Regions from separate parts of the Homo sapiens genome. Here region 2 is linked to region 1. Evidence: read pairs that join two places in POLR2A ChIA-PET (ENCODE). Cell type or tissue: MCF 10A. All regions are shown on one strand. Each heading gives the region's core, and the rest is flanking DNA. Links, peaks and the distances in the headings are about the cores only.

What was found. Peaks named below come from ENCODE experiments on the same cell type or tissue, not always from the same donor. Only the 100,000 strongest peaks of a DNase experiment are listed, where the experiment ranks them.
Region 2: POLR2A ChIA-PET joins it to region 1 with 5 read pairs; 3 of 35 experiments call an interaction of 5 or more read pairs at or near these places.

What each region holds. Positions count from the first base shown.
Region 1 is chr18:62,721,541-62,738,210 of GRCh38, reverse strand. The region is part of intron 1 of PHLPP1 (PH domain and leucine rich repeat protein phosphatase 1); the gene reads right to left. It also overlaps the pseudogene RNU6-142P. Among named protein-coding and RNA genes, the nearest start is that of PHLPP1, 14 kb to the right of the region's middle. In MCF 10A, for the core only: no CTCF peak of the experiment used is centred there; no DNase peak of the experiment used is centred there.
Region 2 is chr18:62,873,055-62,889,724 of GRCh38, reverse strand. All of the region lies in intron 4 of PHLPP1 (PH domain and leucine rich repeat protein phosphatase 1), which reads right to left. Among named protein-coding and RNA genes, the nearest start is that of PHLPP1, 170 kb to the right of the region's middle. RefSeq lists enhancers at 1,524-1,693, 9,702-10,201, 10,202-10,703, 11,603-12,103. In MCF 10A, for the core only: no CTCF peak of the experiment used is centred there; a DNase peak (open chromatin) is centred at 7,844.

The sequences.
Region 1 (16,670 bases), core at 5,662-8,161:
CTAATTTAAGAAAAAAAAAATGGTAGAGAAAGGGTCTCACTATGTTACCTAGGCTATTATTTTTTACTGTTTTTTTTTTCCTGAATATTTTCGGTCTGTGGTTGGTTGAATCCATTAATGCAGAACCCATGGATACAGATGGCCTACTGTATATCTAATGTTCTACCTATAGGTATAGGTACTACCCCCAGCTTCAGGCATCCACTAGAGGTCTTGGAACATACCCTTCTCAAATTAAGTGGGAACTGCTGTACTCAAATTAGTTCAGGAGTGAATAAAAAATCCTGAACTGCCCTTCCCCCCTCCACATATAATCATTCATTAAAACCCAACAATTCTACATTGTAAACAATTATCCTATGTTCATGGTTCTTCATCTGCACTGACCTCGTGTAGACCTTCATCTAACTTCTAGGTCCCCTGCCAAAAATGTCCTATCCCATCCACTCCAGCTCCTGGTCTACTCTTCCTAATCCTCAAAAGCATCTCCCACCGACCCTATCACAACTGCAGCAGAGGTGATTACCTCCCTTTTTGGAATGACAAATACCTTGTACAAACCTCACAAGCAGCACATTCCAAGCAGCACTGCATGCTTTCCTTCCCTGCCACTAGGCTGAACTCCCTGAGCCAAGGGCAGCATATCATTCCTTCGTCAGCTCCTAACAGGCTGTTTTAACACACAAAGTCAAAACATGTTTATCAAAGGCCCTACTAAGGCAGTCTTCAAGTTTCTAGTTAGTCCCTCGCCAATCTATCCTCCAGCTGGCTGCCCAGTTAATGCCAAAGACTACAAATCTAATCATGTCATTCTCCACTTGACTTGCTTATCGAGTCAAGTCCTTAGCATGTGAGGCCTTTCACCACATGGCCTCAACCTCTCTTTTAGTCTCATCTCCTACCACTTTTCATCTCATCACCTAAAATTTCACCACTCCAAACTACTCACCATTCCCCACCCACATCGAGCCCTGTCATTCATGCTGCAGTACCTGGCATGCCCTTTTCATGCAATGCTAGTCTCTCATTTTCTCAGAGAATCTTTCCCAGGAATCCTTTCCAGAGGATTCTACTTCCAGGGAGCTGGTATGTCAGCCTTTCTGGATTCCCCTGGCACTGTGTAAATGCCTCCAATAAGGCATTTCAAGTTTTATTATTATTATTTATGTAAACGTCACCTCCCATTAGATAGGAAAAACTCAACATTCAAAAGACATACATCCTAAGAGCTTCATAAATGTAATACATATTCTTTTTATACCTCCTCACTTCTGTCTGATAGCCATAGCTAGTGCTAGCATTTATTTTGTATACGGAAAAAAATAAATGGCTCCTAGAAGAAAACCAAGTAAATAAATAATGTCTATATCACTTCCTGAGAGTTACCACACATATGGTAACCAGTAGAAAGTGACAAACCTCCACTGAAATTTGGAAGCTGGGTGGTGAGCCAGGCCCATTTACCAACTAAACAGATGGCTGCAGTCAGCTTAACATGTATTACCATTTCAAACTCATGCCTCAGCAAAACCAGTCCTTCAATGTTAAATTGTAAATACCAAGAACAGAGGACACACTTTCATTCATTATGTCGCCAACTCCTAAGTAGTGCCTGGTCCTCAAGGATCACTGAATTAATCAGTGATATCCGCTACACAATCTGTTGCTTCCTACTTTTATGAACTGATCCACAATTCTTCCATCACCCAACTGTAAACTTGTCATCTTGGAGCTTCTGTTGCCAAAAGAGCCAGTTAGCTACTGAGTCCCAGGATAATATCCACATCAATCTCCTTTACTCCCTCCCACTGCCCTAGCTCAGGCCCTCAGTGTCTCGCCTGAACCACACAGTGGTTTACCTCCTTCAACTTCTACTCTCTCCCACTCCCACCATGCAGATGAAACTCCTGGGGATCTTGTTAAAATGCCGATTATGCAGTAAGTCTGAGGTGGGGCCTGAGATTCTGCATTTCTAACAAGCTCCCAGGAGAGGCTGATGGTGCTGGTCCACAGACCACATTTCAAGGGGCCAAGGCTCAACACAATGCAGTCAACAAGCAGAGGCCAGCTAACCATCAATCAGGAATGGACAAGCAGAGGTTTCTATGCTAGGTAAGAAACTATTAGATGCTCTCTGCCCCCTTTCGGTGCAAAGATTCCAGGCCATCTCTGGGCTATCCATGAGGTTCTCACCCATTTTATACAAGTGAAGCCTGGCAAAGCTATACTCTTTTTTTTTTTAATTTTTTATGTATTATTATTATTATACTTTAAGTTTTAGGGTACATGTGCACAATGTGCAGGTTAGTTACATATGTATACATGTGCCATTTAACAGACATTACTTCACTTATGGCATTTGTCAGGTTCTGATTTAGTAACTGTCTACAGACAACCCTGGTTTAGTCTATTCCAATATTACATACGTTTCTAAAAGATAAAGAAGATACTGTGCATGGGGTAAGTATAATTGTGCCTGTGATAGTACCCTAAAGATAAATGAACTGTACTACTTTCTTTTACCCATCATCAGGATTATCTGGAGGTTGATGCTACCTGGGGTAATCTGTCAGTTTCTTAAAACCAAGAGGGTGGTCAACTGGTTTTGTTGTTGTTGTTGTTGTTGTTGTTGTTGTTGTTGTTGTTTTGATGGGGGGCTGGGAAGGGGAAGTATGCATATCTATAAAAGTAGGAAGCAATGACACCTTCCAATTCTAATGGCTACAAGCCAATTCAGGATATAAAATAAGCATTCCAACTATACAAACAAGACAATCCCTACTCTCAGAAATGAACTTCTGTGTGGTATCTTAAGAATGACATCCTCGGCCAGGCAGGGTAGCTTATGTCTATAATCCCAGCACTTTGGGAGGCCAAGACAGGCGGATTACTTGAACTAAGGAGTTTGAGATCAGCCTGGGCAACATGGCAAAACCTCGTCTCTACAAACAATACAAAAATTAAAATTAGCCAGATTACAAAAATACAAAAATTTAAAATGCCAAATTACAGGTGGCATGCACCTGTAGTCCCAGCCACTAGGGAGGCTGAGGTGGAAGGATGCCTTGAGCATAGGAGGCAGAGGCTGCAGTGAGTGGAAATCGCACCACTACACTCCCGTCTAAGCAACAGTACCAGATCCTGCCTCAAAAAAAAGAAAAAAAAAAAAAGAATGACATCCTCTTAAGCAGTTCCAAGATGTTTGTAGAACTTTTCTCATCACATATTCATTTTGTGAATTAAACACCAAGTCCCTCACATGACTTGGTTACAAAGCAAGGGATCATTGAGCTTCTGCTTCATAATCACAAGGGCCAATAACTATTCTCCTCCTGATTACATTGGTGCTAACATTTCTGTTAACATCCCCCATAAAAATCAGCCTGTCAAGTGTTGATATTGCTCTAATGAGTTAACTGAAGTCTCTGTAAAAATTTTCACAGAGGGCAAATAGGTGTTATTTAATAATAGATGGTGGAAAATACCCACTGGCAGGTAATTAACCTGAATGTTGATTGGTTTGAATTAGAAGTATTTTATTTGGATTAGAAGCATGACTTATTTTAGTCAGACAGGCTGAAATAATTTTTTTTGTTACCATGGTGTTTCTCATAATTATAAAACACAAAAAGCAAAAAGCAGCTCATTTTCCAGTGTTGTCATCCACATTACTACAAGACAATATTTCACAGAGCCACTGCCATCTACTCAAGATAAAAATAATTTATAATAGGTCATTAGTAAAGACAACTTGCCATGTGTGTAGTACAGGTTTTACAGCCATGGATAAAAGAGCTAATAAGTTGTTTTATGCTTATATGAATGCTGAAAGATTTTGTTTCTTCCTAGCATAGACGAGAGGTTTTTTTAAAAATTCCTTCTTCCATGAAGATCCAGAGAGGAGATACAGAGGTTTTTAAAAAATGACCCCAGGTCATGACCAAATCATCATCTTCCAATTTTTACATGAATGTGGTGTACGTATGATACCAAACTAAAAAAAAGTACCTCCCTTCAGAAGATAAACAGCACTTCCCATCAACCTCATAAATCCATAGAAAAATAAAACCTCATAGGCCTTAAAAAAAAGAAATACAAGAATGTCCCTCAGTGTACTCTAGGCTACTGTCAGGCTTTAGTGCAACCTCCAGCACATGCACATTTGCATTTTTTTGTTTCAAAAAATCAAAACGAATATTTGCTTAACCCAGAATTTAGATCCTCACAAACTATAATACAAATAGAGCCCAAAACGATTCAAGTGATAAAAAGGCCCAGATGCCTGGAAGTATTTGGTAAATGCTAAGGATTCAACTGGAACTATTAATCCTAAACTCGGTCGACTGTATCTGGAACCAATAATTTAGAGTTGCTCCTAAAACAATTCAGGATCCCAGAACTGAAGCAACAGTCTACTCCTAGTCCTTCGAGGGCAACACAGTGGAGTTTGGAGGCTCTCTCTCCCCATTCCTGCTACTACAGTAACCTGCGAATACTATGTCTCCATTAGAACACTTTTCACCTTTTTATTGTTAATGCTGGCTTGTTTCCACAAACATGCCCTCAAATTGGTAAGTAATTCAAGGGATCCTAGACAATTCACATTAATCATCTTTAATTCAAAGGATCACGATATAGTAAATAATCACAGTAATTACTGATTAAATGAATGAATGTGTATAGGCATACCTCAGAAATACTGCAGGTTCAGTTCCAGACCACTGTTATAGGGCGAATATCACAATAAAGTCACATGAATTTTTTGGTTTCCTAGCGCATATAAAAAGTTATGTTTACACGGTATAGTCTATTAAGTTTGTAACAGCATTACATATAAAGCACAATGCACACACCTTAATTTAAAAATACTACTAAAAGGTACTAACAATGATCTGAGCCTTTGGCAAGTCATAATCTTTTTGCTGGTGAAGGGTCTAGCCTCAATGTTGATGGCTGCTGACTGATTCAGGTGGTTGCTGCTGCAGATTGGAGTGGCTGTGGCAATTTCTTGAAATAAGACAATAAAGTTTGCTGCTCAACTAACTATTCCTTTCACAAAAGATTTCTCTTTGATAGCACTTTACTCACAGAACTTTTTTCAAAATTGGAGTCAATTCTCTCAAACCCTGCTGCTCCTTTATCAACTAAGTTTATGTAATATTCTAAATTATTTGTTGTCATTTCAACAATGTTCACAGCTTCTTCACCAGTAGTAGATTCCTTCTCAAGAAACCACTTTCTTTGCTTGTCCATAAGAGGAAATTCCTCATCCATTCAAGTTTCATCATGAGATTGCAGCAATTCAGTCTCATCTCCAGGCTCCACTTCTAATTGTAGTTCTTTTGCTATTTCCAACACATCTGCAGTTACTTCCTCCATGGAAGTCTTGAACTCCTCATTATCATCCATAAATCAACTTCTCCTAAACCCATGTTAATGGAGGTTCTCCTCCCATGAATCACAAATGTTCTTAATGGCATCCGGAATGGTGAAACCTTGCCAAAAGGTTCTCAATTTATTTTGTCCAGATGTATCAAGGGAATTACTATCTATGGCAGCTATAGCCTTACAAAATGTATTTCTTAAATAATAAGACCAGAAATTCAAAATTACTCCTTGATCCATGGAGTACAGAATGGATGTTGTGTTAGCAGGCATGAAAACAACATTAACCTCTATGTACATCTCCCTCAGAGCTCTTGGATGACCAGGTACATTTTCAGTGGGCAGTAATATTTTGAAAGGAATCTTTTCTTTTTCTGAGCAGTAGGTCTCAAAAATGGGCTTAAAATATTAAGTAAATAATGCTACAAACAGGTGTGCTGTAATCCAGCTTTGTTATTCCACTCATAGAGCACAGACAGAGCAGATTTAGCAGAATTCTCAGGGGCCCTAGGATTTCCAAAATGGTAAATGAGCATCCGCTTCAACTTAAAGTCACCAGCTGCATTAATTCCTAACAAGAGAGTCAGCCTATCCTTTGAAGGAAGCCAGGTACTGACTTCTCCTCTCTAGCTATGAAAGTCCTAGATGGCCTCTTCTGCCAATAGAAGGCTGCTTCATCCATCTACACTGAAAATCTGTCACTTGGTGTAGCTGCCTTCATCAATGATCTTAGCGAGATCTTCCAGATAACTTGCTGCAGATTCTACATCAGGTTCTACACATCATAACTTGTGCAGCTTCACCTTGCACCTTTGTATTATGGACACAAGCTTATTTCCTTCAATCTCATGAACCAACCTCTGCTAGCTTCAAACTTCTCTTTTGAAACTTCCTCACCTTTCTCAGCCTTCAAAAAATTAAAGAGAGTTAGGACCTTGCTCTGGATTAGGGTTTGGATTAAGTGAATGTTGTACCTGGTTTGATCTTCTATGTAGACCACTAAAACGTTCTCCATATCAGCAATAAGGTTGTTTTGCCTTCTTACAATTCATGTGTTCACTGGAGTAGCACTTTTAATTTCCTTCAATAACCTCTTTTGCATTTGCAACTTGGTTAACTGTTTGTGGCACAGGAGAACTAGCTTTTGGCCTTTGTCAGATTTCAACATGCCTTCCTTTACAAAGTTTAATCATATTCAGCTTTTGATTTAATGTGAGAGACTTGTGACTCTTCCTTTCAATTGAACACTTAGGCCTTTATAGGGTTACTAACTGGCCCAATTTCAATACTGTTGTGTCTCAGGGAATAGGGAGGCCCCAGGAGAGGGAAAAAGATGGGGGAATAGCCAGTCGGTCAAGGAGTCAAAACACACACAACTTTATCAAGCTTGCCATCTTACATGGGCGTGGTCTGTGATGCCCCAAAACAATTACAATAGTAACATCAAAAATCACCGATCACAGATCACCTTAACAGATATAACAATGAAAAGGGTGCTCACTTCGGCAGCATATATACTAATAGTGGAATGATACAGAGAAAATTAGCATGGTCCCTGTGCAAGGATGACATGCAAATTCATGAAACGTTCCCTATTTTTTTTAAAAAATTATAAACAATGAAAAGTTTTGAAATATTGCAAGACTCACCAAAATATGACACAGAGACACAAAGTGAGCACATGCTGTTGGAAAAAACGTTGCCAACAGACTTACTCAACACAGGGTTGCCACAAACCTTCAATTTGTAAGAAATGCAATATCTGCAAAGCACAACAAAAGCAAGCACAATAAAACAAGGTATGCCTGTACAGTCTTCCATGTAACTGAGCATCAGTGCCCAACAACAGTAGATCCCATCTTCCTTAATGAGCCCTAATTAACTCTAATTAACATCTGTGGCAATTTCCCATTGCTAAAAATAATAAAACCACATGACATTTGTATAACATTCACAGTTTACAAAGCACTTCCACACGTATCATCAAATCTGAATCTCACAAAGTTCTTCAAAACAGTTTTTTTTTTTTTTTTTTGAGACAAAGTTTTGCTCATTGCCCAGGCTAGAGTGCAATGGCACGATCTCGGCTCACTGCAACCTCTGCCTCCCGTTTTCATAGGATTCTCCTGCCTCAGCCTCCCGAGTAGCTGATTTTTTTGTATTTTTAGTAGTGACAGGGTTTCACCATGTTAGCCAGACTGGTCTCGAACTCCTGACCTCAGGTGATCCACCTGCCTCGGCCTCCCAAAGTGCTGGGATTACAGGCATGAGCCACTGCACCTGGCCGAAAACAGATTTTTTTAAAATCACCTTTTTTTTTCTCTCTCTCTCTAATAAATGAGGCTGAAGGAGGTTAAGGGGTTTACTATAGGTCTCACATCATGTAAAGAAGCACAAAGACCAGAGAAGGGCTCCAGTGCTCTTTCCACCCCAAGGAAGAGCAGCAACAGACATCCCAAAATGTGGAGGGATGGTGTGTAAGAACTAGTACTGTCGTCATAGACACTTTCATTCATTATCTTACTTGATCCTCTCAACAACCTCGTGCAGCAGGTAAGAAAGAATGCAGAAAAGCCGTGTCAGTGGCACAGCCAGAACTCAAGTCCAGGTGGTAACTAGTTTAAAGTCTATGCTTCACAAATGCTGATGTGCCCAAACTGACCACAGAAGCTCATTAGGGATACGTTTTCCATATTCAGCAAATCAAGGGGGACACTTACAAGTTAACTCTGACATGTGATGCCTGAACTTGAATTCTGCCTCTCTCTTGCTCACTGTCCAAATCTAGACAAGTTACCAAACTGCTCTGTAACTCCATTTCTCTATCTGTAATACTGGGGTGATAACCTACCTCATACGGTTGTTGTGAGAATTAAATTAATAGTTATAAAGCACTTAATATTTATAAAGCACTAAACAGTAATTAGCATACAGGGTGATAGAAATGTTTACTAAATACCAAAATACTATATAATTTCTTGAACATTAGGTAGCAGGATACAATTGTGCTGAAGCAGTTCAATTCTTTTGCACTTGCTTATTCAAATTTTTTAAAAATAACATCTGGTTTGTCATTGTGGAAGAAAGCACTGTTACATACAAATACCTAAATGTGGTGACCACAGTTTCATTTCATTTAGGTTTTTTTTTTTAGACGAAGTCTTGCTCTGTCACCCAGGCTGGAGCGCAGTGGCATGATCTCAGCTCACGGCAACCTCCACCTCCCTGGTTCAAGCGATTCTCCTGCCTCGGCCTCCCGAGTAGCTGGGATTACAGCCGCACACCACCATGCTTGGCTAATTTTTTGTATTTTTAGTAGGGACAGGGTCTCGAACTCCTGACCTCAAGTGATCTGCCCGCTTCAGCCTCCCAAAGTGCTGGGATTACAGGCATGAGCCACCACGCCCAGCTTCATTTAGTATTTTACAGCAATGGGTCCGGAGATTTTCTCCTTAAGTGTTCATGTATTAAAAAGCCTATAGTCAACTACAGCAAAGGTGATTTGGAACTTCTGCAACACAACTAAAAGCCTACAGAAGAGAAACCTAGTTGTCCAACACACAGAATCTTATAAAGCCACCAAACCCAACAGCAGTACCATTTGTGTCTTGCAGTCATTTATATAATAACTAAGAATTGGTCAATAGACCATGAAAGCCCGTTTGCCAAAGATGGCAGATGTTCTAATTTGACTTTTCTATATTTGGAATGTGTTCCTTTTCCCTCCCCCATTCCCACTAAAAAAAACACTTCATTTTTTCTGGGAATTAACTGACTCAACAGCACTAACGTACCATGGGTACGATTAGAACACTGGTCGCAGGATCACAGAGTTCTATCTCAAGTTAGAGCTATTTCAAATTATTATTCCTGTAATCAAGAACTGTCATCAGTTCAAGACAACACATGGAACCCCCTTCTCAGGCTAGCCAAAAAAAAAACTCAAGGCACCACTGGCAGAGTCTACTAATTTCAATAGGCATGTTAGCCTTCCTTTTTTAAAATTAAAAGATAAACCAGGCCAGGCGCAGTGGCTCATGCCTGTAATCCCAGCACTTTGGGAGGCCGAGGCGGGCAGATCACGAAGTCAGGAGTTTGAGACCAGCCTGGCTAACATGGTGAAACACCGTCTCTACTGAAAATACAAAAAGTACCCAGGTGTAGTGGTGTGTACCTGTAATCCCAGCTACATGGGAGGCTGAGGCAAGACAGGAGAATCACTTGAACCTGGGAGGCAGAGGTTGCAGTGAACCAAGATCGCGCCACTGCACTCCTGCCTGGGTGGCAGAGTGAGACACTGTCTCAAAAAAAAAAAAAAAAAGATAAAGATAAGCCATATGTGCTTCACAATGACCTTTAAGGGGTAGCCCCCAGAATTTCTCCAGAAGGTGAAAAAAGTTCAGTGAATCTGAACAGTATAAACAGCTGAGACTGCTGCCTAATGCAAAATAAATTAGTCAAAGAGCTCAAATTCAGAAAACAGAAATCAATGCTTTATGTCACTTCTTTAAAAAAAATATTTTTTTTTTTTTTGAGTCAGTCTCACTCCATTGCCCAGGCTGGAGTGCAGTGGCACCATCTCGGCTCACTACAATTTCTGCCTCCTGGACTCAAGTGATTCTTCTGCCTCAGCCTCCCGAGTAGCTGGGATTACAGGGATGCACCACCACGTCCAGCTAATTTTTGTATTTTTAGTAGAGACGAGGTTTCACCATGTTGGCCAGGCTGGTCTCAAGCTCCTGACATCAGGTGATCTGCCCGCCCGCCTGCCTCAGCCTCCCAAAGTGCTAGGATTACACGCGTGAGCCACCGCACCTGGCCTAAAAAATTATCTCTAATACGTAAAGGGTGAAAAATACACATAGAAGCAATATTTTATATTCCAGCCCCCCTCCCCTTCCCATCCAAGCCACTTAGAGATGATACAGAATCCACAGGAAAGGAGTATCCTGATAAGTCCATATCCAGAAGCACATAAGCTGCCATCCTAAAAGTGACGATGGCGTGGGAAATTGGGGCATCAAAAAGAAATGCAGTGGTAAGGCTAAAGAGCCTTCCCTTTCTCCCTACTGTCCCTCAACAAACCCTAATACCTACCCTAAACTTACATTACTCCATATTGTAGATTTTAATCCCCAGCCTGCCAGTTAAAACAGACAAGCAAAAATGGCATAAACTCTGGAGAAAAGTGCTTTTTTTTTTTTTTTTTTGAGACAGGGTCTCGCTCTGTCACCCAAGCTGGAGTGCAGTGGCATGACCATGGCTCACAGCAGCCTCGAACTCCTGGACTCAAGAATATCTTCCCACCTCAGCTTCCCAAGTAGCTAGGACTACAAGCATGCTACCATGCCCATCTAATTTTTTTTATTATTATTATTTTGTAGAGAATGGGTCTCACTATGTTGCCAAGGCTGGTCTCGAACTCCTCAGCACAAATGATTCTCCTGCCTTGGCCTCCCAAAGTGTGGGAAATACAGGCATGTGCCACATACCTGCCAAAAGGGGCATTTTAAATCAGTGAAGAAAGAACACAGTTATTCAATTAAAATGTGCGAACAATTTGTTATTTTTCCTCCTTCCCTTTTTTTTTTTTTTTTTGAGACAGAGTATCACTCTGTCACCCAGGCTGGAGTGCAATGGCTTGATCTCGGCTCACTGCAACCTTCACCTCCCAGGTTCAAGTGATTCTTCTGACTCAGCCTCCCGAGTAGCTGGGATTACAGGTGCCTGCCACCATGCCCAGCTAATTTTTGTATTTTTAGTAGAGATGGGGTTTCACCATGTTGGTCAGGTTGGTCTTGAATTCCTGGCCTCAGGTGATCCACCTACCTCGGCCTCCCAAAGTGCTGGGATTACAGGTGTGAGCCACCGCACCCGGCCTCTCCTTCCTATCTTAAATGATGATACATCAAATTTTTATGCATAGAAAACTATAAAATACTGGCCGGGCATGGTGGGTCACGCCTGTAATCCCAGAACTTTGGGAGGCCAAGGCAGATGGATCACCTGAGCTCAGGAGTTCAAGACCAGCATGGCCAACATGGCAAAACCCCATCTCTACTAAAAATACAAAAGTTAGCTGAGCGTGGTGGCAGGCGCCTGTAATCCCAGCTACTCAGGAGGCTGAGGCAGGAGAATCGCATGAACCCGGGAGGCAGAGGTTGTAGTGAGCCGAGATCACACCACTGCACTCCAGCCTGGGTGACAGAGCAAGACTCCATAAAAAAAAAAAAAAAAAAAAAGAACAGAACAGAACAGAAAAGGAAAGAAAAGAAAAGAAAATGATAAAATACTACAAGTACTAGAAAATTTTTAAAATCCTGGAGTAGAAGAGATATTCCTAAGCATGACACAGACCCTGAAAACCTAGAGGAAAAGACTGATATAAAAGTGAACAGATAAAGAAAATATAAGTGACTTAGTAAACAAAACTAGCTTCTCTATGTAACTCCCAAAGAAATTAGTAAGAAAAAAGCAAACATCCAACCCCCCCAAAAAAAAAAAGCAGGCAAGGGATATGAACAAGTCACAATGAGTTACCAATTAATGTTCAACAAAATTAACTGCAAATTTTTTTAAATTGAGATTTTTTTCCCCAGGATCAGTTACCCTACTCACCCCCTCCCATCCATAAATACAACTACTACCTCTCATCATATCCTACCTCCACACTCAATGGAGAACATGCGTGTGTGTGTGTGTGTGTGTATATACACATACATATATATAGTGTGTGTGTGCATAAGGAAGAATAAGTTTGCCAACTATAGCAGTGTTTATACACGAGAGTTCCTTGTTACTTAAAACTGAATGTCAGCTGCACCCCAGCCATACCACCTCTCTAAGAGACCATCAAGAGAAATTTTTCCTCTGCTTCCGCATCTGGGATACTCAATATGACAGATGCAATATATTTTTACCCTTGTGTACTTACGCATTTTTTTAAAAGTTCCTTTACTCATTTAAAATTGAACAGTAATCTTTGGGGAATTAATTGACTTAGTAGGCTAACTCTCATAGAAAGGAAGCTAAAGCTTTTGCTTAAGATAAATAATTAAATTAAAATGAAATCTAGCATAAAAGGAAATCTGTCATACCCTAAAATTAGCTGGAAATATTTGTTTCCACAGTTCACAAACTATCTTTTTGCTAATGAGAGCAGGATATTTCTTTCTCTCTCTCTCTCTCTTTTTTTAAGAGACAGAAAGAGAGAGAGAAAGTATTCAAAGCAATGGCATATTTCTGATAAAGACTTCCAAATCAGCACACAACAAAAGCCCAAAGATACTGAACAAGTTGTTTCAATTATGTCACAGAAAGGTAGAACTGCGTACATGTACCTGAAAAATAAGCTAAGTTGCAATTAATTTTGACACATCTTTTTAAAAATAATTCAAAGAAGATAATGTTGAATCTTTTTAATACATACATATTTATTTTTTTATTTATTATTTTTTTTTTTTTTTGAGACTGAGTTTTGCTCTGCCACCCAGACGGGAATGCAGTGGTGCAATGTTGGCTCACTGCAACCTCTGCCTCCCGGGTTCAAGCGATTCTCCTGCCCCAGCCTCTGGAGTAGCTGGAATTACAGGCGTGCGCCACTAGGCCCAGCTAATTTTTTGTATTTTTAGTAGAGACAGGGTTTCACCATGTTAGCCAGGCTGGTCTCGAACTCCTGACCTCAGGTGATCTGCCCGACTCAGCCTCCCAAAGTGCTGGGATTACAGGTGTGAGCCACCGCACACAGCCAACACACACATATTTAAAGGGAAATTTTTTTCAAAATTCATGCTTAAATTTTTCTCCCAAATTATTTTTTTAATTCAATGATTTTTTTCTAACACTTTTATTCTTTTAACAATTTCACCTTCAAAGTACTGAATGAACTAAGAACATTGATTTTCTAACACTGTACCTCTTCTCTGCCAACTGTCAATAGTTCTATCATGCATCCCACAAAGGTAACATCACTGATGAAATCTAATTTCTCTCTCTGCAATTAAAATACCCACCTGTTCCATCAGAAGTTCCTTTCTTACAATCTGTCAAAGTGATATGCAACCCCTCAAAAGCACTGATTAGAATGAAAAGAACTAGGAAAAAACCTTGAATAGAGAAACGACTAACTGTGTAAAGCACACAATTTCTTTAACTTTCATTTTTAATAGTATTAATATAAAGAACCACCAAAGACAGTAAGTATTACACATTCACAGTGTGGGAAAAAAAGAACACTGGACAGATCATCAAAATCCTAGGTGGTGGTCCTAACTCTGTAACTGACTTAACCAATGATTCTGGACCAGATTCTTTACCTCACAGGTTTACTTTTCTCATCTATAAAAATACAGATGTTGGACTAAATTATCTCTACAACATCCTAAATTCTATTACCTGTCCAAAGTAACAGTGCAAAAAATCCATTTTCTTAAAATGTTTTTTCTCCTACTGACTCTAAGCACCGGTAGGCAAGCACACAGCTCACCATAAATAAAGCTAACTAGCCAGCAAATTTTACACATTTGTATCCCTCTAATACAGTTATTAGAGTAAACTTGATGAACTAGACTATGAAGGCATCTTGCTAAGTTAATTTAAGAATTTCACTTTAACTTAAAAGAGGATGTACTTTATACTCATCTCTGGCATGCTGAATTTTACTTCAGGAGTAGGAATGACAGGGAACGGGGTAATCAAACATCGATTCTTGTCCTAATCTACACCAAAGAGGAGGTCTGCTTTGTTTGGTTGGCAACCTCCAGCTGACTTGTGTACATTAGGTCCAAGTCCATAAGAAAAGGCAGGGGATTTGACAGTTTTAAGCCCATAGCCATGTCTTACAGAACTTAAAACAACTACAACTTTCAAAGCCCTTCAAAAAAAACAGGCTCTCTAATGAAGCCTCAGAATGTTACGAGTTGGAAGAGATCTTGGACTCGCTCTACTCCAACCCCATCGTCTTACAAATGAGGAAATCAAAGCCCAGGGTAGGTTAAAATGAATGCCCAAAGTCATGCCAAGTTTCCCAACTCTCAGACTACTTTCTCTAAAAAGCAGTACATTTTCTCTCACAGTGTGAGATAAAAGGAAAAAATTGTTTCCCAAAGTTCTGTTTTTGAAGAGGAGAGTGACTTTGACCCAACCCCCACCCCCAACACACCAGCCAAGCTCTTGCTGTATTTAAAAACATGCCTGGTATTTGAAAAGAAAGCCCAAACACTCTAACACATTATTAACTGAGGCAGGTATATGAAAAGATTCATTCTCCACCTGCTCTTCCTCAGATGTCTGATTCAGAAGAAATAGAGAGCAACAAATACAAATCTCTTCCTGCTTAAACAGAATGTGAGAAAAACCCTTTAAAAAAATTACAACCAATTCAAATTCTCTCTAACTTCACTTTCTAATTAGATTTCACTCATTATTGAAATGGTCCAAAACCAAATATTTCAAATTTCATCAGTCTTCAACTGAATGCTTTCACAAACTAGAAGCAAGGCTAATTTACTTTTAGCCAAGCTCCAGTTAGAAAAAAATATGCCAAAATTCTGGATGTTTTTTGCTTGTGTTTTTCTAAAGTATTGATATCTCCAAAATCATACAATATGTGCAACCTCCAAACAAAGTATTTTATGGAGTTTTCATTATTAACTTCTAGGTCACAAACTCAGAGGCCACTAGGCTTACACCTCCACAAGACACTTTATTGTTAAACACACTTTACGATGTATAAAAATCTCAAATGTAAAAAATACAACAGGGAAAAAAATTACTTCAGTATGCATGTGGCATTACAAAATGGTTATGCCTTGTTTCACCTAACATACCAAAAAGTATATGAGGCCAAGTCATGGTAACACAACAAAACCATTCCAACTCTAAAGTCAAAGAATAACAACACTTCATTAATCCAGTAACTGTTATTATGCTTGATAAAAAGCATAATATCACACATCTTCAAAGAGTTGCTATTTCACAGTTACCTAAATATACTAACATCTTTTAATCAAAGTATCATTAAAGTCTATTCTTCCTAAGTACTTGAGTTTCAATTTATCATAAGTTTCTGGAGTTGAAGTTTCATACAAATCCAGTCAGTCATACAGCCTTAGGTTATAAATATCTAATATATCTAATGAATTCATATGGTGGATTTTGTTTAATTATATTATCTTTAGAAAGCCAAAGGTAAGTATAAAAAAGGGTTTGCCGTAGAATCACAGTGACGTCAGGCCAGATTCAAAACCCCTCATTACCAGTGTTCCACCAGATGCATGTGATTAAAGGGATGGAATGGGTTTAGAAGGTGGAACTTTAAAGAAAAAAAAAGACTTCATTTTCCCAGGCTGTTTTAGACATTTTGATAACATCTCTTTCTCTTTTTCAAAATGTCAGGCGTCTTTAAAGGAATCGTTTTTCTATTGAGCGGCTTCAGGATCTCTGGACTTTCACAGTACAATCAAACCCTTCTCCAGTCCAGATAGACTGAATTATGTTAAACCCTGGCACATAACAAAATCATTAAATCTAAGATGCCTCATTTGACAGATGTCTCATTAAATTCACTGCAAAATTAAGTACGAGATGCCTTTGAAAAGTTGGGAGAAACCTGTTAACTCTAAGAAAACTTTCAGAGAGAGCTATTCTCTCAAAATCCAGAGTTCACTCACGTGAAATAGAAGATATTAATAGTATGTAGCACATCTAAAATCTCCTGCCATGGGAGAAATGCCGCTGTGTGTATGTGTGTTTAACACATCCCTGGGGACCCAAACAGGATGGAAGCTGAAAAATCAGGGCACACACCACCAGCTGCTTAACAAAATTCCACAAATTAAATTCAACAAATGTTAAACTAAAATGCCAAGGACTATACTAGGCTTAGATCACATACAATGTCAGTGAATGTTATGTTACCAGTAAATGAAAAGCTAATTTCAGGATTCTAAGAAGAGAATGAGAAACAACAAAAACATTTTACACTTAAAAAATAACTTATCTTTGTATATATCAATCATTTAAGGTGGGTGATTTGATAATCTTATAGCAACCAAAAGATAAAACTTTCAACCTAAAACTTTACACAAATTCATTTACACTCATCTCCTGCCCCTACAATTACTTCAATGAGTACAAAAGACACACGAATTTAGGAATAACTATGAAATTCAAGGAGAAGAACTTACTATCTCTAGCACTATATAACATGAATTATAAAAATTATACAAGAGCACAATAACATCAAGAAAGCATCATTAAAAGACAACTCGATTTTTTAATAATAA
Region 2 (16,670 bases), core at 6,366-8,865, 150 kb before region 1:
TTCCTTACCCTGCACACCAACCTTGCCTCCAGAGCTTGTGTGGGTTCTTCCCTGGGTTCATCCTCCCACCAGTGTGTGCACCCATGTGCCCTAGCATGGGCAGAGCTTGGACATATGGGCTGCAGTGTCCACACCCCTGGTACGGTGAGGAATGGAGCTGGAGGAAGGAAGAGAAGAGGTGGGGTCCCTGGCCCAGCTCTGCCCATGTTATCATATTCAGTGCAGAATCCCAGGGAGTCTGAGGATTCTAAATTGGAATCTGTGTTTCCAGGACATTAATTTTATATTTGACAAGGTAGAGGGAGATAACATATTTTACTTAACAGTTTCTTAGCTTGGTTATAACTTAAATATTCAGATATATGGTATGTGGCTCTCCATTTATACTCGTACCCTAGACCTATAAATTTTAAGAGCTGATTCTGACTTAAAAGTATCCTCAAAGTCTTGCTCCTTCTCACTACATTCCCCACCCCCTTTGCATTCCTCCCTGTGCAGCCAATCCCCCAAACTCTTCCCAGAGAAGGACATGGTATTCAGCAGATACTTATCAAATAAAGCATGGATTGTTTCTGAGAACTTAAGTTCTTGATCTGAACGTATCAACCAACATTAAAACACATCTGTTGTGGTAACTAACCCTTAGCCTTCTCAGAGTTCCACTTTTCCTTTCTAGATGTGGAAAGCAGTCAGATTATAGGACATTTGCAGATCCAAATACTGTTTCAGAGAAAGATAGAGGGGAGGTCCACAGAGAATTCACTTCCCTCGAGTATTTGGAATGAGTGAAACACATACTTGGAAGCAATGTTTAAGTTATGAGAGATAAGAGATCAAAAGGGTGAATGGATGACCTTTCTTCACTTTACCTTCATTTAAAAAGAATGCAAAGGAGACAGCCAGGTGACAGCACCCTGGTATGGAGGAAAAGTCTAGAAATCTCTGTCTCTGTAATAAAATATAAGACTTTCAGCTTTGCCATAATAGGTAAGCCAGATATTTTTATTAATTCATTCATTCATTATTTTGAGACAGGGTCCACTGTGTCTGCCAGGTTGGAGTGCAGTGGTGTGATAACGGCTCACTGCAGTCTTGACTTCCCAGGCTCCAGCAATCCCACCTCAGCCTCGCAAGTAGCTGGGACCACAGGTGTGCATCACCACGTCCAGCTAAGTTTTGTATTTTTGGTAAAGACAGGATTTCTCCATGTTGCCCAGGCTGGCCTCAAGGGCCTGAGCTCAAGCAGTCTACCTGCCTCAGCCTCCCAAAGTACTGGGATTACAGGTGTGAGTGACCACGCTTGGCCAGGTAAGCCAGATAAATGATGAAATGCACACAGACCCAGATTCCAAGATAAAATTGACTGGTTTTAAAAAGAAAAAAAAAACATACACACACACACACACACACACACACACACACACACACACACACACATTTTGTGAAATATTTTAAATAATTCTATTTTAAACTAATATTTCAGTGCTACCGTTGCATTCAATGAGGCTACAGATATTTCTTCATAGCTGTTCAACATAGATAAGTGGAAGAGAATCACAGCATCACAGATTTTAAGATTACTAAAAAATATTTTAATGATGATTGTACTAACTACAGTGGTCGGTTTATAATCATAGCCAGGGACAATTCTACTTGATGCTTTAAAATGACAAGAAACCTGTGGCTTTTAAAAAACATCATGCCTGTAATCCCAGCATTTGGGGAGGCAAACAAAGGAGGGAGGACTGTTTGAGCCCAGGAGTCCAAGACTAGCCTGGGCAACACAGGGAGATCCCATCTCTACAAAAAGTAAAATAAAATTAGCCAGGCAGGGTGGTATGTGCCTGTGGTCCCAGCTACTTGGGAGGCTGAGGTGGGAGGACAGCTTGAACCCAGAAGGTTTAGGCTGCAGTGAGCTGTGACTATACCACAGCACGCCAGCCTAGGCAATACAGTGAGACTCTACCTAAAAAAAGAAAAAATAAAATAAAAATAAAAACAAAAAACAAAATTCCCATGTTGAAACTTAATCCCCAATGTGATAAGAGGTACGGTCTTTAGGAGGTAATTAGGTCATGAGGGTTTGTCCTTACAATTGGGATTAGTGTCCCTGTAAAATAAATTGAAGGGAGCTGCCTTGCCCCTTCAGCCACGTGAGGACGAAAGGAGGAAAGCTGCATCCTTGAAGCACAGAATGAGTCCTCACCAGACACCAAACCTGCTGGTGCCTTGATCCTGGACTTCACAGCCTCTAGAACTGAAATAAATTTCTGTTGTTTATAAATTATCCACTCTAAGGTAAATTGATATAGCAGCCCAAACAGACTAAAGCACTAAAGCAGTGGATATATCTTTCTTTTTTCTCATGTGCTACTGAAAAATGAGACTAGAAGGGGACTTTGAAGTCATTTTCTTTAATTTTCCAAGCTCATAGATAAAAAAAACAGGCCCAGAGAAACTGTATGACTACTGCATGCAATTATGAATCTACTGCCTTTCGACGTCATTACTACTTTTCATCTCTCCTCCTCCTCTTTTATTAAACCTTATTAAAGAGTTTAATATAAATAAATATCTATCACTCATAATTCTAAGCCACAGGTCAAAGAATGGCCTCAGGAAAGCACTATCTTTTCATTCTCATTTTCCCCTACCAAGAGTAGCAGTATGAGTAATGGAGGACAGTGAATATTCTGAACACTATATTTACCTTCAAACCAATTCAAGCACAGCTCAGTGCTCCCAAACTACTCAACAACCTGAAAAGACTGACTTCATTTTCCAGGACAAGCAGTATGTTTTAAAGAAAGAAATATAACTCATGTTCATTTGTCCTACAATACAGAGTTCACACTACAGAAAGGAAGTTAACATTTATGCAGCACATAATCAAGAGTAATCTTAATTATTAAAATGAAGTTATTTCAGTCACAGTATTATATTTAGCAAACAGCAATGAGCATCACTCAGGTCTGACTTACTCCAAAGGCACGCTTTTAGTTACTGATACCAAGTGTCACAGAAAAGCACAATCAACTAAATATACTTGATAATCTACAGAGACAGAAAACTGTACTTGTAGTATGTTTGCAAACAAACCTGAAGTCTCCTTCAAACTAGGTATCCTAAGTGCCCTATAACAAAGTGCAAAGGCTGGTGCCATGACTCACACCTGTAACCCCAGCACTTTGGGAAGCTGAGGCAGGAGGACCACTTGAGGCCAGGAGCTCAAGACCAGAGTGGGCAACATAGCAAGATCCCATCTCTACTAAAAAAAATTTAAATTAGTTGGGTGTGGTGGTGTGCACCTGTAGTCCTAGCTACTCGGTTGGATCACTTGAGCCCAGGAGCTTGAGGCAATAATGAGCTGTGATCGTGCCACTGTGCTCCAGCCTGGGCCACAGAGCAAGAACCTGTCTCTAAAATAAATAAATTAAACAAACAAACAAACAATGTGCATGACTGTTTGCCAAGGGTGGGGCCCTCAAGTGGCAGAAGGTCAAAGTGGGGACAGGGAAGAGATGGTAGAATCAAGCTGATACTATCACTATTAAATTACTAACACTGCTTTAATTTGCACCTCCTACTATATTTACATTATAAAATGAAAGTACGGTAATAATGACACCGTACGTTTATACACAAAATGTGCTAAACTATCTAGGGGTGTGATCTACTAGTGTTCCTACCTTTTCCTTCCTTTCTCCAGCTTCACAGCCATGACTAATAAATGGCAGAGACAGAACAGCACACAACTTCAAACTGCTATTGAGAGAATAGAGCAATCAGTTCCATCCCTGTATTTTCTTAGTTTCCCCTGTAATCTAGACAACAGTAGACCATGTAAATGTATCACTGTCTACACTTGGCTTTAAATGGAATTTTTCCCCAGTTACTAAATTTTGAGGTGTAATATTCCAAGCTACTTAAGCAAATTATTTATAAAAGGAAAGAGTGTTTAGTTTCTTAATCAGAAAAGTTTAAATGCACTAAATTCATGCATCCAACTTCCCTACCTTTATTAGGTAAATATAAAGTTTTTTTGTTTTGTTTTGTTTTGTTTTTGAGACGGAGTCTCACTCTGTCACCCATGCTGGAGTCCAGTGGTGCTATCTCAGCTCACAGCAACCTCCGCCTCCCAGGTTCAAGCGATTCTTCTGCCTCAGCCTCCCGAGTAGCTGGGACTACTGGTGCATGCCCCCACACCCAGCTAATTTTTGTATTTTTAGTAGAGACAGGGTTTCACCATATTGGCCAGGCTGGTCTCGAACTTCTGACCTTGTGATCCACCCACCTCAGCCTCCCAAAGTGCTGGGATTACAGGCATAAGCCACCACGCCCGGCCAATATAAAGGTTTTTAAAACAAGTAAACCACGGTTCAACAAGCTTATTTGAGTCTGGCCTCTAAAAAACTAGTTGGGAGTCAATGCTCATTAGAAAATGAAGTGGAGCCATTTTTATCCAAGGGCAGGAAAGAAAACAAAAAAGCCAATGTTTTACAGTGTCAAAGTTGAAAGAAAGAAACAAATATACACAAATGTTACCAATCCTCACATACTTCCTCCTTCTGGGCTTGTTTTGTCATAAGATGTGCTTAATCTTTTTCATTTTCTTAACACTTATTCAATCTATACTCAAAAATGTAGGTACAAAGCTATTTTTGCATGTGAGTTACAGGGAATGGCTATATATGCTTGTACATATTTAGGAAATAAAACCAAATAAACAGCATGATGACTATTTGGAGACATAATATTAATTAGCTTTAGATATATCTAAGTCTTGAGTAATTTTTCTTCCAGGAACTAGGGACATATACACTTGAAAACTTGACTAAAATAACAGTATGATGGAAGTAGTTGTACTTTTAAACCTATTCTAAATGTGCTCAAAATGGGTGTCACAAGTAACACCCAGGAAGAGAAAACCATACTGTTTTAGTCAATGATTCTAATAGAGAGAAATCAGTATTATTCACCACAAATGGGTCAATTAAAAAGACTCCCTAGGTAAATAAATTTCCGTTTCACAGTAACAGCCCGTGTTTAACTTGTTTTTTCCTCTGTGGGGCACATGCTAGCCCACTTTGGAAATTATTAGGCTTCAGTATTAAGTAATGAAGGAGCTGCTCAACGGCTGGACTTGTAAGCGTCGCTCTGGGCCTGCCCCCTACTTTGCATCAATTATGAAAAGCAGGATCCCTAATGGCTTTGAGTGGCTCTGCCTTAGTGGGGAGTTGCCAGGCTGTCAGTGCTCTGTAAGACTCACTGTATTTTCTTTTAAGAGAAAGATTTTATTTGATTACCAAAACAATAATGCTCATTTTAACAAAGTGAGTCCAACTATAGAAGCACATAAAAAGTTAACAGTCTCTCCCACTTCATTTCAAATCCTACCCTCCTGAGATAAGCAGTGTCAATAGTTTGGTTTATATCCTTCCAAAGCTTTTCCTCCTTACAGCTGCATAAATAGGAGATAGCCCCCTCCACATTTTTTTGAATCAGATTATACCACATATATTTTTTCTGCAAATTGTTTACTCACCCAATACAAACAAATCATCTTATTGAGTCAGTACATAAAAACCTAACTCAATCTTTTTGACAGCTGCATAATACACAGAGTACAAATGAACCATAATGTATTCCATTCCTCCGCTGATTGACATTAGGAGTACTCTCAGTTTTTCTGCTGTTACAATTCTGCAAGAAACATCCACTGATGTATCTGGTTGTGTATTAATGATTTTACTTTACAGTACTTATTGGTGCCTAATAGGCCTTATCCTTAATTCTGAAATCCAAGAGACTCTGAAAATTCAAAGATTTTTAATTGACTCATGTGATGGCAAAAGCTGATCTGAACTGATGTGAATATTCATTTGATCTCTCTAGAAATATGAATGTGTCTACTTATGGGGTGCTCTCTTAAACCCTGCTGGAGGTGTTACATAATGTACAGTATATGCACCATGTTATCTCCATTTAATCTGAAAACACAATTGTCCTCAAGAGTTTTAATAAGGGACTGTGAATCTATACTTCTAAAAGTATAACTGATGGCCCCAAGAGTATGTACAGTTTAAATATGTACTACAAAACTACAAAAAAAAGTTACAGAAATTCATACTCCCATTCAGTCATGTAAGAGAGGGTCCCTTTCCCCATGCTAGCATTTAATGTTAGCATCTTTTCAACTGTTGCCAATCTAATGGGCAAAAATTACATAGGTCATTTCAATTTTTATTTTGCAGTAAAGTTGAGCTGCTTTTTGCAAAGAAGAAAATGGTAATTGCAAATCTTCTTTGAGATACACATTCATATCCTTTGCCCACTTTTCTAATGGACTATTCACCTGCCACTTAGTTTGCAGGCATTCCCTGAATACCACCTGCCGTGTACTGTCAAATGCTACAAACACGCCCTCCCAGCCTGCTGTCTGGTGTTTCCCACTCTGTTCATGGTGACTTTTGCCACACACTAATTTTTAATTTTTATTTGCTCATATTTGGCAATCTCTTCCTTTATGGGATCCCTGTTTTTAATTTTGCTTGAGAAGGTCCTCTCACTCCACCCAAAGTGGTACAGATGTTCTCTTAATGTTTCCTTCTAACATGTATATATATTTTATTTTTTACATTTGGATCCTAATTCCACCTGACATGTTTTACAAGAAATGTTAGATGGAGGGCCAACTATTTTCTTTCTGGTACCTAGCTATGTTACCAACATTTATTAAATAAGTCATCCTTTCTTTTTTTCTTTTTTTTTTTTTTTTAAGATGTGGTCTTGCTCTCTCAAAAATAAATAAATACATAAATAGATAAAATCAACCTTATCCATTCAATTTAAATAAATTTTATATACTAGGGGAAGGGAGAACAAAAAGAGAAAGCTTAATGCTTTTCCAATAAAATAGAAAAGCTTGGGTAAAATGAGTTACACTTACTTCATGTTTCTCTTTACTTTTTTCTAAAAGAATTTATAAAACCAAGCACATGTTGTTGTTCTTAAGAGCACACCTTGTGGTTTTGAGACCATTAAAGTTTGACAGAGTAACTTTTCTTTTTTATCTTTAGAAGAAATAATCTTGGGAAGTGTATCAAAGTACTTTTAAAAATGTGTATTGAATATACTTGCTCTTTAGAAACTATAGTTAAGTGAATGGCCGGGCGCGGTGGCTCATGCCTGTAATCCCAGCACTTTGGGAGGCCGAGGCAGGCAGATCACGAGGTCAGGAGATTGAGACCATGGTGAAACCCCGTCTCTACTAAAAATACAAAAAAAAATTATCCAGGCGCGGTGGCGGGCGCCTGTAGTCCCAGCTACTCGGGAGGCTGAGGCAGGAGAATGGCGTGAACCTGGGAGGCAGAGCTTGCAGTGAGCTGAGATCACGCCACTGCACTCCAGCCTGGGTGACAGAGCAAGACACCATCTCAAAAAAAAAAAAAAAATAGTTAAGTGAATGAATGAGAGACACAGACCCCCAGTAAGCAACTTCCTTTTCCATGAACTCCTCAAATTCCAATTCCTTTCGTGTGGTGCTTCTTTGGCTTGGTAAGTTTGTCCTACAGTCATGTGTTAATATTCTTGTCCCAATCCAACTATGATATAGGGCAACCTGCATGTGCCATAATAGTTACATAAGGAAGCCAAATAATTTCTAAAATGCATGAGAGAGGCTGTCTTTCCTGGATGAGGAAAGGAAGGAACACCTTTTGCCCCATGTTCCTTTCGGACTCATCTGTGGTGGCAATGGCATGAGAAACATTTGGCTCATTGTGCCTGCTTCAGAATTGCTGGGAACACCCACCCTTCAGAAGGCATGACTCAACTCCTTTTGGCTTTCACACTGTTGTCCACACCCCCAAACTCCATTGGCCTGTAACTGAACTCTCACATCTTCTCAGTTTCTTGGTACAGTGCTTTTCCTGTCGTCCCTATATGACTTCTAAAATGAATCCACATGAACTTACGTATGCCCTTCTGTTCCAAGGGCCAAGGAGTCCACCAGCCTTGTTCCCAGTGAGCACCTGCCATCATCTGGGAGGCTTAGCAGTGCACGGATGCTAATGTGGCATGCAACCAGCTTGTCAACACTTGAGCCAAAATAAACAAATCATCCTATCTGAATCCTAGTCACCATAAATGCCTCCTGGTACAAGTAAAATAAACATATCACCTTTTCATATAACTAGAAAACAAAAATAAGCACATGCATATTTTACTTAGGTAAAAATTAAAATTTACAGTCATGAAAGAATTTTATAATTTTTTTAAGAACTGCTACAGATGTTGAAAATCAGAATAAATTTACCAAAGCTAAAACTCATAATTTTTCAAAAGTAATAATCAAAGAAATAAAGAATTCTCAGTGTTGACAATAATTTCCATGGACATTTTGCTGTAAAGGCAAATTAAAGTATTCCCTAAAGAGAAAAATTCTTTAATTAAAAAAAACCCTTTATTATTTATTTTTTAAAGTGATGAGGTATCACTGTCACCCAGGCTAGAGTGCAGTGGTGTGATCATAGCTCACTGCAGCCTTGACCTTCTTGGCTCAAGCAATTCCCACGCATCAGTGTCCACAGTACATGGGACTACTACAACCAGCCCTAAAGAGAAAACTCATCTTAATTCCTCTTTTAAAATAATTCAAACAAACAAACAAAAAAATAATAATTAAAGTAATTCAAACAAGAGGTACTTACTGGTTACTATGTGCCAAACCTTAGGCTGGGTTAATCCTATGGATACAATAACAAATAAGGCACAGCTCCTGCCTATGGTGGAGAGGGAGGTACGCAGTGGAAGGCTCCATGAGTCCAGTAAGTAAATTACATAGAGAACCACTCTAGATCATAAGATGGTAATTACGTGAAAACAGCAGCCGCTAGATCTATAGTAAGCCTGAACTAACTAAATTCAGGAAAACAATGAGTCATAAGCTGCATAAATTTGTCATTTTGATTCTTTAATAAATTAGCAATATAAGAATCAAAAACCAAGAAATATGTTATCACATTACACTTAAACATATCTGTTTTGAGATGGTTTCTTTACTCAATTTATCCATGACTACATTTTTTTTTCATTTTCTCACCAACATATCTGCCCATAGTTAGCCCATTAATTGCCAATGATATTCAAGAGATGTTTAATATTAACCGCCACACTAGGACAAATAAAAATATTACAATAACAAAACAAAACAAAAAAATTCCTTAAAAAGGCAGAAAATGGATCACTATTTCTGCTCCTCTTCTCAAACCAAAGGAGAGAAGATTCACAAGTATACTTGGATAAAATCCCACTCAAGTCACATAAAGATATATAAAAAGGAAAACCAAATAGCATCTATATCAAGGATATTGGATTACCAAACAAATGAGAAAGTGCGCATAAGCAAAAGTCAGTGAGAATAATTAGGTCATAAAAATGTCCTTAGACAGTAGCCTAAACACCATATAACAAATAGGCTAAGCATATCTCACAGCTAAATGGGGAAAAAAAAAAAACCCTAACACCCAAAAGTTTCCTAGGTATAATAAAAGTCTGATGCTAGGGTTGAACCATTATTCACTAAACATTTCTTGAGTTCTTACTATGCACAAAGGTGCTGGAAGTATACAAATGTGATTTAGACATGGTTTTCACCCTCCAGGAACTTGAAACAATTTGAGAACAAAGCTCTTATAAAATAAAGCAGAAGGTGAAAACTGAAAACTTACTGGCGGCATTGGGGGGTGGGGGGAGGAAGTACCATGAGTGTTTACAAAAGTGAAAACTTTTACCTAAGGAACATGAGTAGGAGTTCAATAGACAGAGGGGGACTGGAAGACAGACCATTTAAAAAGAATCGTATGGTATGGCTATTTCTCAAACTTCAGCATGCAATGTTATAATGCAGATTCTTGGGCCCCATCACTGTAAGTTCTGATTCAGGTCTGGGATGAAAAACAGGCATCTGTGTTTCTAGTTATCTTAGTCTATTTTGTGTTGCTATAACAGAATACCAGCTGGGCACAGTGGCTCACGCCTGTAATCCCAGTACTTTGGGAGGCCAAGGTGGGCAGATCACGAGGTCAGGAGATCGAGACCATCCTGACTAACACGGTGAACCCTGTCTACTAAAAATACAAACAATTAGCCCAGCGTGGTGGCACACGCCTGTAATCCAAGCTACTCAGGAGGCGGAGGTGGGAGAATCGCTTGAACCCAGGAGGCGGAGGTTGCAGTGAGCCGAGATCACACCACTGCACTCCAGCCTGGGTGACAGAGTAAGACTCTGACACACACACACACACACACACACACACATATCCAGAATACCATTGGGTAATTTATAAAGAAAAAATTGATTTCTCACAGTTCTGAAGGTTGGGAAGTCCAATTTCAAGATGCTGGCATCTGTTGAGGGCCTTCTTGCTGTGTCATCCCATGGCAGAAGAGCAGTAAGAGCAAGAGAGCAAACTCACAGCCTCAGGCCCTTTGATAATGGGCATTAATACATTCATGAAGGTAGAGCCCTCATGGCCTAATCACCTCTTTAAAGTCCCACCTCTTAATACTGTTGCATGGGGGATTATGTTTCCAACACATCAACTTTGGAGGACACATTCAAACCATAGCACCAATAAACACTACAGGTGATTCTGATGTAGGCATTTCATGAATCATTTTGTGAAACACTGATTTGGAAAGCAAAAACTACAAGGTAATTGGGAAACATTAAGTAGACCAAATTATTAAGGAGAAAGAAGCCCTGTGGTTGTAAAGAATGCTTAAAGTCTAATCACAGAGCATGTCAAGAAGACACTGGTATTTGCCTATGAAAAACTTTGAATTGAATGAAATAGTACATCTGAACATGCACATATTTATCACATGTATCAGATAATATCTCCCCTTTGTTGCACTTCCAGACACACACACACACACACACAATATGAGGAGTATAAATATGCATTCTGACAAAGTTTAAAATTAGGGGAAAAAAACAGCTATTTAGAAAGTCAGCCTTTCCCCAAGGTTTTCTTATTAATTATACGTCCAAAAGACATCACCAGGGAGGAATGGGTGTGCCCTGCTTTTACAGAGGTCACTGTCAAATATCCTGCCAGTTCTGGTGTCATCATCCTCACCACTCCAGAGAAATGACAAGAGGAATGTGACTCCTCCCATTCAAAGCTCCATTAGTTTAGAGCATGGTGAGTGACATCAAAATTACAGCCACTAAATAAAAACAGACATTTTCATGGGTCCTTAGTTTTCAAAACTGACATGCGTGTGTTGTCTGAATGAGCTCCAGAATTAGATGTGTTTATTTGACATGAAGTAGCAGAGAGAGGGAGGAGAGGAGTATTGGTCTCCATCAGCATTCTCATACCGGCAACCAAAGAATTATTTCAGAAGTCATCAGCAAAGATGTTAATTATGTTCCCAAGTCCCAAGTTATGATGACACTTCACCATCAACAAAATAAGCATCAGTTTGGTCCTTTTACTCTATACTTATTACTATGCACTAGGAGCTGTGCAGAGTAAAGTTGATTACCACTCAGAATAGCAAATATCTACAAATACAGTGTTGGCATTAAACTCTTGCAGTTAAGTTAAAGCTCAGAGAATACGGCAAAGAGCTCCACAGAGCTCAAAGAATGGAAGTGGACAGAATACAATAACTGAATTGGAATCAAGCCAAGGCTTTTGAAGATACCAGCCTCTCTCCCTTCTATTTAAGTGGGAATAAATGTTAAAGAACATCTTAAACTATCCCAAAAAGTCAACAGGGCAAACTAATTTAATATAGCCTGGCTGATATTTTGTTTCTGAGCTCCGTCTTCAAAATGTACTATATGAGGGAATAAGAAAATGGGCCATCATTGCCATAAATTAGGTCGGCAGCATTAGGCAAGAAGAGAACCAAAGGCTATATAATCACGGAGCCCCAAGCACCACCTGCCGGCTCTGCTTTGCTCAAATTCTCTGGGAAGGAAAATGGGAATCTTGTGAAATGGAAAGCTTCCCAAGAGGATCACAATTCCATCTGAAAAGCAAAGCTGTATAAGAAAGGAACTTCCAGTTCTGGGAACAGTTAACTGACAAAAAGACATTCCATACATTCCATGAAATTCCTTTAACATTTGGCAAGCCTCATGGAACCCTGGTAGTGGAAATTCCTTCCCAAGGTTATCTCTAACCCTGAGCAGCATTTGTGCTGTTTTTCTTTTACATAGGCTTTACTCTTTCTTCAGCAGTCTGCAGCTGGCTTGCCTCTAACGTTTTTTATACAGCAGTGTCTTCAAAGAAGCTGAAATTGTTCTAAGCGCTGCTGTTTAAATCGATCAAATGAACTGCAAAAATGTTTTAGCATGCCACTCTTTATTTCACTATGCTAATGAATTATCACTATTTCCATTAAAAGAAGTCTTCATGAATTATGTATAAAAACAAAAACTAAAATCTTTCAATAAAACCTGGAAATGTGGGCTTTTGGTAATGATAAGTAATTAACATTAATCACTTTACATCTGGAATGCCAACATCCCCAAAAGAGCAGAAGAGCAGAATAGGAAATAAGGTCATTTGTTTTCTACTCCAAGGGAACCAAAAATGTAGAAATTTGAGCTTTCTAAGAAGAGAGGTACTTGATAAATGCCATGCATAATTAGGAGTTTCTCATCGCTCATTTCTTCATACTTTCATTCTATTATGCCCACATCCTTGCACGCCCAACTCCATTCACTCTTTCCCTCTTTCTCGCATGAGAGGACCTGCCCCTCCATCTCTCCATTTTCAGCTAAACCAAATTTCACATCTAATCAGAGCTCAAATCAAGTCTTTCCTCCAAGTGTTGAATTCACTCCCCTCTTGACCCAAGTCATCTTTACTTATTTCAGGTGAAAACTTACTCAATTTATACCACAGCCTCTAAGACACAATCACACAAGCCTGAGTTCCTTGAAACTGATATGTAGGTGCCACATAATGCAATGTGGTTGATCAATAATCATTCTAAGTGACTGATGTCCCCTTAAAATAGTCACCTTGAATACTAAATACAAGAAATGGTTCCGCTGCTCAAAGCATTTCTAAATGTTCTCTTCCTAAAGTTTTATGATCACATTATTTTGATTATCCTTGGTGGTGGGAAAACCAACAATTCAGTTCAGTGAGTATTTATTAAGGACTTTACAGTAGATGGCAATTTTAGAAATTTTTAGATGCTTACTATAAAAGGATTGATAAGTACAAAAAATATTTAAAAAGTGAACAATTCAGAAGAGCAAAAGGTCACATGGAATTGAGAAGTAACTAAAAGCTTCAAGGAAAAAATGCCATTACAAATACACTTTGAAGGGTGGGGTAGGAGTCGCTAGGTTGAGCCTGGGTTCGGCAGGTGGTCAAAGGTAAAAGTTGGGGCACATTCTTGCAAGATGAGTGGCAAGAGAATGTGAAGTGAGTTTAGAGAATGGTAAAATAAACCATAGATTTTTTTTTAGAAGTCCAGTTTCATACGGTCCATTTTAAAACTAGTATCTCCTTTTCCAACTTCAAATCCTCTCTTACATTTTTCTACGTAAGGTTTTCTGAATCATCTCACTGTGCATATTGTCTTTTATCATACTTTCAACCAAAGAGAAATACAATGATAAATTACCAGTCTCACTTCCTTCTAAAAGTTGCTACAGGCCGGGCACAGTGGCTCACACCTGTAATCCCAGCACTTTGGGAGGCTGAGGCAGGCAGATCATCTCAGGTCAGGAGTTCGAGACCAGCCTGGCCAACATGGTGAAACCCCGTCTTTACTAAAAATACAAAAATTAGCCGGATGTGGTGGCGGGCACCTGTAATCCCAGCTACTCAGGAGGCTGAGGCAGGAGAATCACTTGAACGCAGGAGGCACAGGTTGCAGTGAGCTGAAATCGTGTCACTGCACTCCAACCTCGGGGGGAGGATAGAGTGAGACTCTGATCTCAAAAAACAAAATTAAAAAAAAAAAAGTTGCTACAAATACCTTTTGCAAAGAAGTTGCTACAAATACCTTTTGCGAAGAATACATAAAATTGAATGAATAAAGGCACTTCCCCCACCATTCACTCAAGAGTGCGTTCATTTATGGAGTATCTATTTAATGCTCACCTAGCAACAGTAATGACCTCTGAGGGGGACTTGATTCCTGCCCTCTCAGAATGCAAAGCCAAGCAGAGCACACAAGATAAATATAGAAAACAAAGGTGATAAAAGTTAAGGCCATACTGCTATTCCCATGAGTCACAGTATCTTTACAAAAACAGGCTTAACTATTACACAGAATTTTATAAAACTGTCAGGGGACAATAGTAACACACAATGGCAAAATTCAATATCCAAAGGAGAATGTTAAGAAAAACAAAAACGCTGGTGGTATACTTTTTTTTGTCCTATTTCCATATCATATATGATAAAAATCACATTAAGAATTCTATAGGCCGGACGTGGTGCCTCATGCCTGTAATCCCAGCACTTCAGGAGGCCGAGGTGGGCAGATAATGAGGTCAGGAGACTGAGACCATCCTGGCTAACACAGTGAAACTCCATCTCTACTAAAAATACAAAAAATTAGCCAGGAGTGGTGGCACGCACCTATAGTCCCAGCTACTCGGGAGGCTGAGGCATGAGAATCGCTTGAACCCGGGAGGCGGAAGTTGCAGTGAGCCAAGATCGCGCCACTGTACTCCAGCCTGAGTGGCAGAGCGAGACTCCGTCTCAAATATAATAATCATAATCATAATCATAATAATTCTACAGATACATAGCAGGTCCTCGAACAATGTCATTTCATTCAATGTCATTTAGCTATAATGTTAATGAGGAAAAAAATCAATTCCTGGTGAGGATCGCTGTCTGTGTGAAGTTTGCCCATTCTCCTCCGTCTGTGTGGTTTTCTTGGGGTACTCACTTCCTCCCACATCCTAAAGCTGTGCACATTACGTTCACCAGTGTGTCCACATGGCAAGTGAGAGAGACAGAGAGAGACAGAGAGCGAGAGTGTGTGTGTGTGTGTGTGTGTGTGTGTGTGTGTGCGCGCGTGCGTGCGCGCCCTGTGATGGGATGCTGTCCTACCCAGGGCTGGTTCCTGTCTGGCACTCTTAGCTGCCGGGAGAAGCTCCAGCCACCAGCAACCTGAACTGGAAAAACTTGGTAAATAATTGCCCTTTTTTGTTTGTTTTTTGAGATGGAGTCTTGCTCTGTCACCCAGGCTGGAGTGCAGTGGCGCAATCTCAGCTCACTGCAACCTCTGTCTCCCAGGGTCAGGCGATTCTCATGCCTCAGCCTCCCAAATACCTGGGATTACAGGTGCGCACCACCATGCCCGGCTAAGTTTGTGTATTTTTAGTAGAGATAGGGTTTCAACATGTTGGTCAGGCTGGTCGCAAACTCCTGACCTCAGGTAATCTACCTGCCTTGGCCTCCCAAAGTGCTGGGATTACAGGCGTGAGTCACCTCAACCGGCCTATATCTTACTTGTTTTTATTAATCTTTTTTTTTTTTTTTTGAGACAGAGTTTCGTTCTGATTGCTCAGGCTGGAGTGCAATGGCGTGATCTCGGCTCACCACAAACTCCACCTCTCGGGTTGAAGCGATTCTCCTGTCTCAGCCTCACGAGTAGCTGGGATTACAGGCATGCACCACCACGGCCCAGCTAATTTTTGTATTTTTAGTAGAGACGGGGTTTCACTGTGTTGGTCAGGCTGGTCTTGAACTGCTGATCTCGTGATCCACCTGCCTTGGCCCCCCAAAGTGCTGGGATTACAAGCGTGAGCCACCGCATCCGGCCCTTTATTTATCTTTCTTAAGTATATGCATAGCTCATATTTATTTCAATGCTTAATATTAAAAGCGTTTTGATCTTTATTTAGTAGTTTCGTGGTGTTGTAACCAGAAACATGCCCTAAGAACTTAACTCTTGTTTATATCAATTAACCTATGGTAAAACTGGTTTCATTACATATGAAATTAAATGAGGAGTTACTGTACATGATTTATCAAGTCATTTAAAATACCAACTTCTACTGAAATTATAGTGCTAGCCCTATAAAAGTAATTCCATTTCTAGAACCAGCTAGGACCTTCTAGCTGTGCTAGTTTTGTTTCTCTATACCAATTTACTTACAAACAGCAAAAGCCAGAAAGATCCATCTGGATCCACTTCCTTTATTAATGGAAGCGATAACCACCAACCATAAACAAACAATTGAAACATTATAATAAATTTCTATTTATGAAGTAGTTATTTTATAATTTGTCTAATTTCCACACATAGAATTAAACAATTTAAGTGTATTTTAATTGTCACCAATTTGGCAAGTACTTACTAGAACACAGGCTTCTTTCTTAAACTGGTTGGTATAAGTAACTAGTAATTAAAATAGTCTAAGATAAAGACATTTTAGTTGAACTTAAGTGACAAACTTTCCAAGTACCATGGACAAAGTTACTGGAAACACACACATACAAATTATTACTATCAAACTTTACTTTTGACTTCATTCTCCTATTTCTTTTTCTAAACATGGCAGGATATCACCATAAAAGAACTCTCTATCATCCCTTATGAAGGACTGCAGAATACGCTACCCCAAAATATACCACTTTGGCATAAGGATTATACTGGGCCAAACGCAC